2 separate regions of the Homo sapiens genome follow, and region 2 is linked to region 1. Evidence: read pairs that join two places in POLR2A ChIA-PET (ENCODE). Cell type or tissue: Panc1. All regions are shown on one strand. Links, peaks and the distances in the headings refer to the core of each region. The heading gives the core; the rest is flanking DNA.

Region 1 (5,273 bases), core at 1,462-3,961:
GGTACTGCCCTGCCAGTAGGAAAGAAAGGAGGAGAAACAACTTTTCTGGACAAACACACAAGCCAGGACACAACACACGAAACAAGCAAGCCCATTCATTCAAACTACTGAGGGACTGGAGACAGATAAGCCATGTGAACAGTTGATCAAACCTACACCAATAAAAACTCTGGACAGCCTGGGTGCGGTGGCTCACGCCTGTAATCCCAGCACTTTGGGAGGCCGAGGCGGGCAGATCACGAGGTCAGGAGTTCGAAACAAGCCTGACTAACATGGTGAAACCCCTTCTCTACTAAAAATACGAAAATTAGTTGGGCATGGTGGTGCGCACCTGTAATCCCAGCTACTCGGAAGGCTGAGGCAGGAGGATCGCTTGAACCCAGGAGGTGGAGGTTGCTGTGAGCCGAGATCGCACCACTGCACTCCAGCCTGGGACAGAACGAGACTCCGTCTCAAACAAACAAACAACAACAACAACAAAAAACTCTGGACACAAAGCTCAGGTGGAATTCCCTGGTTGGGAAGCTAGGATTTTTTTGGCAGACGGAGATTCATAACATGATTCTAAACATCATTCCAACTAGGTGGAGTGATTCACACCTGTAATCCCAGGACTTTGGGAGGCCAAAGCAGGAGGCCAGGAGTTTGAGACCAGCCTGGACAATATAGAGAGATTCTGTCTCTACAAAAAATAAAACAATTAGCTGGGTGTGGTGATGAGTACTTGTAGTGCCAGCTGCTACGGAGGCTGAGACAGAAGGAAGGACTGAGATAGGAGGAAGGAGACTGAGGCTTCCTTAAGCTGTGTTTGTGCCACTGCACTCCAGCCTGGGCAACAGAGTGAGACCCTGTCTCAAAAAAATAAAATGCTAAAAAAACAGGATTAATCATGCTAGTGTTATTTATATGTAAAAGGAAAATACCAATATAGAAAAGTTAAAATATGTACACAGATTTTAAGGCATATTAAGTAGCCTATCTAAAAACAAGTTTTTTTTCTAAGCAAGGTTTTTTTGCTCTTGAGGTGGAGCACTCCCATACCATATAATCACTATTCCAAATCTGTAACTCTAAACTCTTGTCTGAAATGGCATTTGTACATAAAAACATTTAAGAAAAAGAAATTTTCATTCTAAAAAAGTCAAGTAATTTGCAGGCCCAATGGAGGGGTAGCCAGAATAACAAAGAAGTCAGGCAGCCCTGAGTTTGAATGCCTTTCTGCCACTTGCCTCCCATGGTATTTTGGGCAAGTCATTGCTCCACCAAAAGTTTCCACATGTAAGAAATTAAGACAATGTCTTCCTTGTAGAGCTGTGAAATTAAATAAGGTAATAGGACTATTTAAATATCCATCAGTGGCCAGGCACAGTGACTCATGCCTATAATCCCAGCACTTTGGGAGGCCAAGGCGGGTGGATCCCCTGAAATCAGGAGTTCAAGACCAGCCTGGCCAACATGGTGAAACCCTGTCTCTACTAAAAATACAAAAAATTAGGCATGGTGGTGCATGTCGCTAAATCCCAGTTACTCGGGAGGCTGAGGCAAGAGAATCGCTTGAACCTGGGAGGCGGAGGTTGCAGTCAGTTGAGATCGTGCCACTGCACTCCAGTCTGGGTGACAGAATGAGACTGTCTCAAAAATAACTCAGCTTAGCTACTTGGTAGGCTGAGGCGGGAGGATCGCTTGAGCCTGGAAGGCAGGGATTACAGTGAGCCACGCCACTGCACTCCAGCCTGGATGACCAAGCGAGACCCTGTCCCAAAAGATATAAAGAAAAAAGAAAATATTCACCACTACTTAGATGTTCATTATACTATTCTATTTTCAAATATTTACCATTTTCCATAAAATATTTTAAGCTCATACAAGTTATATTGTTCTTGAAAATAACCAAATAATTCCAATAAAATCTTGAATAAGAATTCATGGGAATAAGGCCAGGCACGGTGGGTCATGCCTGCAATCCCAGGACTTTGGGAGGCCGAGGCAGGTGGATTACTTGAGGCCAGAAGTTCCAGAACAGCCTGGCCAACATGACGAAACCTCGTATCTAGTAAAAATAGAAAAATCAGCCAGGTGTGATGGTGCACATCTGTAATCCCAGCTACTCGGGAGGCTAAGGCACGAGAATCACTTGAACCCCAGAGGTGGAGGTTGCGGTGAGCCAAGATTGGCCACTGCACTCCAGTCTGGGCAACAGTGAGACTGTCTCAAAAAAAAAAAAAATTATGGGGACAAATATTCATCATTACAGCTAAAGGGAATAACTGAGGAAGACTTGCAAAGGATTTGAGTTTCGAGTTTGGATTTGAAAGTGCCAGACATGAATTGGTGGAGTAGAAGCTGTGGTGGCTACAGGGAAGACAAAAGCAAGTACATTTATAATGGTGGAACCTTTGCCCACTGAATGCTCCAGGAAGGGTTGGAAGTGGGCTTTAAATGCCACTTTAGTCTGGAGATATTTCACAGAAGCACCATGAGCCAGGAAATATCAGCAAGAAATCTCCAGCCAGCTCTCTTTAGAAGGAGATCTAGCCACCAAGATGAAACTGCACACTTACATCAGCTGATGACCTTAGTAAAATAACACCAGCCATTTGGTGAACCACTAGCTAGTGGGTATTTGATCAAGGAATAGGAGACATTCCAGGTTTACTCACCCTCTGACACATCTACTCATTTATGCTATATGTTGACTTTAGCTTTTTTTTTTTTTTCAGATGGAGTCTCACTCTTTCACCCAGGCTGGGTCACTGGATTATGGCCCAATCTTGGCTCACTGCAACCTCCACTTCCCGGGTTCAAGCGATTCTCCTGCCTCAGCCTCCTGAGTAGCTGGGACTATAGGCATGTGCTACCATGCCTGGCTAATTTTTGTATTTTTAGTAGGGACAGGGTTTCACCATGTTGGCCAGGCTGGTCTTGAACTCCTGACCTCAGGTGATCCTCCCACCTCGGCCTCCCAAAGTGCTGGGATTACAGGCAGGAGCCACCGTGTGCAGCCAACTTATTTTAGATTCAATGGAGCAGACAAATGTTATAACCATGCAAAATAGTGCTTCAAGAAAATCTAAACTATCTTCACAATAGTCACTATGAGAGAAATAGTGACCAATTCATTTTTTATATAGGAATTTGCTACCACTCTAGGCAGCTCCTCTTATAAAATTCTAAAATTCTATAAACTTCTAAAATTTGACCTCATATTAAAGCAATCAGCCTCCTACTAATGTCTACCCACTGTCCTAGTTTTTTAGACTCACATTGCACAAAGTTAGTCATGTGATTCCACTTGACTCTATAAGGTGCTCATTTAGTTCAGGCCTCTAGAAGCTCTTTTTTGGATATATTATAAATATTATAACTAATCTCCACTATGTAGCTCCTCTGTACTTCTTCAGCCATCCCCTCCCCCAAAGTCAGGCATAGCCATGTGACTTGCACTAGTCAATGAAAGTGACAAATGCAAGATTCTCTGAGATTCTTCTCTGCCATTAGGACTGTGATGTTAGAGTTGCCATCAGTCTGGATCCTGGATTCTGGGGTTAGATAGATGTGAAGTAAAGCTTCTCCTCTTACAACACATGAGGATAATTTAGCATAGATGAGAAATAAACTTTTTTTTTTGAGACAGTCTCATTCTGTCACCCAGGCTGGAGTGCAGTGGCGAGATGTTGGTTCCCTGCAACCTCCACCTCCCGGGTTCAAGCGATTCTCATATCTCAGCCTCCCAAGTAGCTAGGACTACAGGCACGAGCCACCACACCTGGCTTTTTGTATTTTTAGTAGAGAGGGGGTTTCACCATGTTGACCAGCCTGGTCTCCAACTCCTGGCCTCAGGTGATCTGCCCACTTCAGCCTCCCAAAGTGCTGGGATGACAGGCGTGAGCCACTACACCTAGCCCAGAAAAATTAAAAAAAAAAAGAAATCACTGAGATTTTTCTTACTACACCATAATCTAGCTGTAGTAACTGGAAACTACAAACGTTATTTTTACCTCTGATGAAAAGCTAAGAGAGAATTGAAGAAATAACATAATCCAAAAAAATTGAGGAAACGGGCCCTTCTACGATGTAGAGGGGCAGGTGTAAAAAATTTAACCTTGCCAAAGAACAGTCTGGCCTTTACTGCTGGCTTCTTGGAAGTAATCCCTAAACCCTTGGAATGTCATGCTTCATAGTGTTTTTGTTTGCCTGGGGCCGTGGGTCATGCAAGATAGTCTAACAATGTGATTTAGTGTGAAAGAGCTGGGTCACATGGTATCAGCTCCACCTCCTGAGGGACTGAAAACTGATCAGCCATATGGCTAATTAATCATGTCTACATAATTAGCTCCAATAAAAACTCTGGATACCAAGGCTCAGATGAGCCTCCCAGACAGGTGCAATGGCTTATGCCTATAATCCCAGCACTTTGGGAGGCCGAAACAGGAGGACTGCTTGAGCCCAGGAGTGGGAGATCAGCCTAGGCAACAACATAGGGAGACCCTGCCAATACCAGAAAAAAAAAAAATGCCAGGCATGGTGGCACATGCCTGTGGTCCCAACTACTTAGGATGCTGAGGTGGGAAGATTGTTTGAGCCCATGAGGTTGAGGCTGCAGTGAGCTGTAATCACGTGACTGTACTTCAGATTGAATGACAGAGTGAGACTCTGTCCCCAAAATATAATAAACCAGGCACGGTAGTTCACGTGTGAAATCCCAGCATTTTGAGAGGCTAAGGAGGGAGGACCACTTGAGCCCAAGAGTTTGGGGCTACAGTGAGCCATGACCATGACACTGTACTCCAGCCTGAACAACAGAGCAAGACCTGGACTCAAAAAATATACAAATGAATGAATAAATAAATAGGGTGCTGCTAAGGCCACATCACTTCCCTGTTCTTTTTTTTTTTTTTTTTTTTTTGAGATGCAGTCTCGCTCTGTCGCCAGGCTGTAGTGGGGTGGTGCAATCTTGACTCACTGCAACCTCCGCCTCCCGGGTTCAAGCGATTCCCCTGCCGCAGCCTCCCGAGTAGCTGGGACTACAGGTGCACACCACCATGCCAGGCTAGTGTTTTGTATTTTAGTAGAGATGGAGTTTCACCATTTCGGCCAGGATGGTCTCGATCTCCTGACCTCATGATCCGCCCACCTTGGCCTCCCAAGTTTCTGGGATTACAGGAGTGAGCCACCGCACCCAGCCACTTACCTGTTCTTAAGGTTAAGTTACTCTAGGCTAGGTGTGGTGGCTCACGCCTGCAATCCCAGCACTTTGGGAGCCTGAGGCAGGC
Region 2 (5,273 bases), core at 1,307-3,806, 170 kb after region 1:
GACGAAAGGATTGATGTACGTCCTGCATGAACGGCATCTCACAATTGTACTGGAGGTAACCACAGGCAATTGCTGGAAAAAAAAAAACAGAATTAAATTTTTAAAGGCAAAAATCATCATGTTGAAAACATAAGCATGAATCCATCCTGTCTAAATAACTGTTGGGATATTATCATTTTAGAGAAAACTTAGAGTACAAGATGTATCTAAACTGCCATACACAAAAACCATGTAGTTGAAATGTATTAATTTTAAACCCTACTATTTTGCTCCAAGACCATTCTCATTAAAAGTTGTCTTAAAAAAAAAAATTATTGGCTGGGGACAGTGGCTCACATGTGTAACTCCAGCACTTTGGGAGCCAAGGCGGAAGGATTGCTTGAGGCCAGGAGTTTGAGACCGGCCTGGGCAACATAGTGAAACATGACCCTCTCAAAAGATTTAAAAAATTAGCCCAGTGTGGTGAGCTGGGTTGAAGTGGGAGCATCACTTGAGCCTGGGAGGTCAAGGCTGCAGTGAGCCATGACTGAGCCACTGCACTCCAACATGGGCAACAGAGCAAGACCCAGTCTCAAAAAATAAAATAAAATAAAAATGTAAAAACCATTTTTTTCCTCATTAAACACTCATATTGCAAAACCAAAATAGCAGGCCAGGCACAGTGGCTAACACCTATGTCTAAAATCCCAGCACTCTGGTGGGAGGCCAAGGCAGGAAGATTACTTGAGGCCAGGAGTTTGAGACCAACCTGGGCAAGAAAGTAAGACCCTGTCTCTATTTTAAAAATAAAAATAGGCTGGGCGTGGTGGCTCATGCCTGTAATCCCAGCACTTTGGGAGGCCAAGGCGGGTGGAACGCGAGGTCAGGAGTTCAAGACCAGCCTGGCCAACGTGGTGAAACCTCGTCTATACTAAAAATACAAAAATTAGCTAGGCGTAGTGGCAGGTGCCTATAATCCCAGCTACTCAGGAGGCTGAGGCAGGAGAATTGCTTCAACCCTGGGAGGCAGAGGTTGCAGTGAGCCAAGATTACACCACTGTACTCCAGCCTGGGCAACAGAGCAAGACTCCATCTTGGAAATAAATTAAAAAAATATATATATATATATCCCAGTGCTTTGGAAGGCCAAAGCAGGAGGATCACTTGAGGCTGGGAGGTAGAGACCAACCTGAGCAACACAGCAACAGCCCATCTCTACCAAAAAAAAAGAGTTTTTAAATAAATAAATAATAAGTTAAAAAAATAAAACCAAGATGGTAAATTTACAATGTACTTTTGGCATAAATGGCAAAGAAAAAAAAATCAACATTCTAAAATATATGACCAATGAAACTATTACAAAGTTTGTTGATGTTACATTAAGAAGCTTACTTAGTTCTCAACTATAATAAAGTAAGGTGAGGTTAATTTAAATAACCAGTTAAACTTTGGAATTACACTCCTAGTTAAAGTTTATCCTACATATTAAAAGTTCTAAAGTCTTAGCTGGGTATAGTGGCCAATGCCTACAGTACCACTTACTCTGTCTGGAGGCTGAGGCAGGAGGACTGCTTGAGCCCAAGAGTTCAAGGCTGCAGTGAGCTATGATCATGGAACTGCACTCTAACCTGGGTGACAACGAGAGACCCGGTCTCTAATAAATAAATAAATAAATAACAGTAAATACGTGGGAAGGGTCTTTGTAAGACTATCAGATTTGGGGAGATTTGTTTTGATTTACCAGAAACCCTGAGACAGGTGAACACTGATCAACTTAACTGAGAGCCAGTGCCTTGGACAACAAAGTGACATAGCATCTCATCTTTAAAGAAAGGTTTTATTTATCTTTTTTTTTTTTTTTGAGACAGTCTCACTCTATTGCCCAGACTGGAGTACAGTGTGGGATCTTGGCTCACTGCAACCTCCACCTCCCGGGTTCAAGCGATTCCCTTGCCTCAGCCTCCCCAGTAGCTGGGATTATAGGTGTGCATCACCATGCTTGGCTAAATTTTCTATTTCTGGTAGAGACGAGTTTCACCACGTTGGCCAGGCTGGTCTTGAATTCCTGACCTCAGGTGATCTGCCCGCCTCAGCCTCCCAAAGTGCTAGGATTACAGGTGTGAGCCACTGCACCTGGCCTTTATTTTTTTTTTTTAAGATAAGGATCTCATACCCAATCCTGGGCAATGCAGTTAAGACTCTGCTTCTTAAAAAAAAAAAAAAAAATCAATACAGGCAATAAAATTATATCACCACCAAAAAAATCCTATCACCAAAAGTAGTGTGTTTTGGGAAAGTCAGCAATCCTCAAGAGTATGTGGCCACAGAGCTTTAGGACAAAGGTAGATCAGTTTCTTTTTTCTTCTGAAATAACTTTTCTTTTTGGATACAGGGTCTCACTCTGCCACCCAGGCTGGAGTGCAGTAGTACAATCATGTCTCACTGCAGCCTCAACCTCCTGGGCTCAAGTGATCCTCCCACCTTAGCCTCCCGAGTAGCCAGGACTAAGCTGGTCTTGAACTCATAGACCCAAGCAATTCTCCCACCTTGGCCTCCAAAAGTGCTGGGATTACAGGCCATGAGCCACCATGTCTGGCTTAAAACAACTTTTTAAAATAACAAATTTTACTGCAAGGATGGCAGAACGGGGAGACTAGGGTAAAGTACTTTAATGGGTAAATAATTCACAACCTATTAAAATAGTATGATTCATTTATTTAGTTTCTCTCAGTACCTCTATTCTATTCAGTACTTTTTGAATTTTCCAGCAATATACTTACTTTACCTAGTATTTGAAAGTGTTTAGTAATAAAATTTTTGGTTGAATTGTAAGTAATCTGTCAATCATCGACTTCCTAAAGACAGATCAAACAAATTCTATATGTAATTCTTGCATCATTGCAGAAAATTTTCATCACCAAGATAATTTTGCACAAAAGACATTTACCTTCACTAAAGAGGCCGGGTGTAGTGGCTCAGGCCTATAAATCCCAGCACTTTGGGAGGTGGGCAGATCACTTGAGGTCAGTTCGAGACCAGTCTGGCCAACATGGTGAAACACCATCTCTACTAAAAATAAAAAAATTAGCTGGGTGTGGTGGCAGATGCCTATAATGCCAGCTACTTAGGAAGCTGAGGCAAGAGAATTGCCCGAACCTGGGAGGCGGAGATTGCGGTGAGCCGAGATCTCGCCACTACACTCCAGCCTGGGCGACAGTGAGACCCAGTCTCAGAAAAAAAAAAAAAAAAAAAAAAAGAGCCGGGCGCAGAGGCTCACGCCTGTAATTCCAGCACTTTGGGAGGCCAAGGCAGGTGGATCACGAGGTCAGGAGTTCAAGACCAGCCTGGCCAAGATGGTGAAACCCCCTCTCTACTAAAAATACAAAAATTAGCCAGGCACGGTGGCAGGCACCTGTAATCCCAGCTACTAGGGAGGCTGAGGCAGGAAAATCACTTGAACATGGAGGGCAGAGGTTGCAATAAGCTGAGACTGCGTCACTGCACTCCAGCCTGGGCGACAGAGGGAGACTCCGTCTCAAAAAAAAAAAAAGAAAAGAAAAGAAACATACCACTAAGTCTTTGAAAGGATGAAGCAGCAGCCCCAAAGGAAGTTTGGCTTTATTCAATAAGGCCTGCGTCTGAGGAATGCTAGTCAGCGTGCATCGAAATAACCTATATCAAAGTAAAAAGTATGTATCAGTTGCTGCTATGATTATTTTTGAAGAAAACAACAACAAAGATTTAAAAGGTATACATTTTAATACTGGATCAGATTACAGATGAAATATTTCAATAGAGTCTCAAAATTTTATCCCATTTAAATATTTAAATCTAAGTCCTATGCAGAAATAGAGTGGATGGTTATCCTATAACTAAAATATAGTCTCTTTTTGGCTTGTGTGTAAAACAGTCTAAACTATCAAATGACTTATTTTTTGTTTTGTAAGTCTAGTTGACACTGGAATTAAATTAAACTTAGGTGATGGCCCAAATTGCAAAGTCTATTATTTAAAAGTTCAGTTTTGCTGAAGATTCTAAATACAATTTAAAGGTACCAAATTTAATTTATCAGAAATTATTGATCATATACATTTAAGCTTATGGTAAGTTTTTAGGAAAAAAAGGTATTATGTTTGTTATGAAATTAATTTTAAATGAGAGCAAATAAAGGATTATGTAGAAACAAATCCCTGTACTTTGGATTTTGAAGAAAGAAAGTAACCACCATAATGATAATGAATATCATAATCTCATTAGAGCTGATAAGAACAAAATCACTTCAGGAGTTACATCCCTATTTCTTGACGTAGGACTTTTCAAATCTCTATTAAGTAAACAAGTAAAAGAGTTCTATCATCTGTATCCAGAACTTTCATAAATTAATAATTTGTACAGCTTATTCATAACACCTGATGTGCCCCCTGCAAAAAGCTAGAAAACTTTTCGGACATGCATAATGTCACATCTGAAGCCTTACTCTGGGTTACAGTTGAGTTTCTGGATGTCTTCATGCAAATTTGGAACTGGAGGCTTCAAAGGTGTTGACGGAAGCATGTTTCTTTCTTGAAGAAGATTGACAACTCTTAGACCCTCTGGTTGTAGACTTAATCCACTCATGCTTGTGGTTAAATGATTAGCACCTAAGGGAGTCTACAGATACATAATTTTAAAGTAAGTAACTTTTATTAAGTGTGTAGGGAAGTGGTTAATTTCTCTGTAAATAACAAAAGTGTAATCTAGATCTCTTGGCCAATCTTTTGGTTCTGGAAAAATGTATAAAGACAAAGGCTTTATGAAATATCCATTATTATTCTAAATGGTTATAAAAATGTATAATATACCTTCCTAAAACTTTCTTCATGTGTATACAGTTTAAACCAAATGGAGAAATAGGTTAAAGAAAATCCCAAAAAGTTTACCTGAGTAAAGGCTTGTGGCCCACTTGGGTAATTCAAGGAAGAGGGTGGTACTCCAGTTGCACCAGGTGGTGTTGTGTTCTGATAACCAGGTGGTAAGGAGGGATATGAATATCCAACACTTCGGCTCATTTTGGGATTCTTGTTAGTAAGCTGTGGTGTTGCTAGAAACAAGGTAACTTTTAAGTTCTATTTTATACTCCAGAATACTTGATTTATTTATTTTAAAAAAACATTTTTTTTGGAGAAAGGGTCTCACTATTGCCCAGGCTGCAGTGCAGTGGTGCAATCACACCTCACTGCAGCCTTAACCTCCTAGGTTCAAGTGATCCTCCTGTGTCAGCCTCCCAAGTAGCTGGAATGACTGGTGTGTGCCAT

Evidence for each region. Peaks named below come from ENCODE experiments on the same cell type or tissue, not always from the same donor. Only the 100,000 strongest peaks of a DNase experiment are listed, where the experiment ranks them.
Region 2: POLR2A ChIA-PET joins it to region 1 with 5 read pairs; 2 of 35 experiments call an interaction of 5 or more read pairs at or near these places.

The regions. Positions count from the first base shown.
Region 1 is chr5:134,839,939-134,845,211 of GRCh38, reverse strand. It overlaps a transcript of C5orf24 not described here. Among named protein-coding and RNA genes, the nearest start is that of C5orf24, 3.4 kb to the left of the region's middle. In Panc1, for the core only: no CTCF peak of the experiment used is centred there; a DNase peak (open chromatin) is centred at 2,621.
Region 2 is chr5:134,674,401-134,679,673 of GRCh38, reverse strand. It overlaps SEC24A (SEC24 homolog A, COPII component), which reads right to left. Exons shown (of 23, transcript NM_021982.3): 5 at 4,899-5,059; 6 at 4,457-4,629; 7 at 3,549-3,651; 8 at 1-72. Among named protein-coding and RNA genes, the nearest start is that of SEC24A, 28 kb to the right of the region's middle. In Panc1, for the core only: no CTCF peak of the experiment used is centred there; no DNase peak of the experiment used is centred there.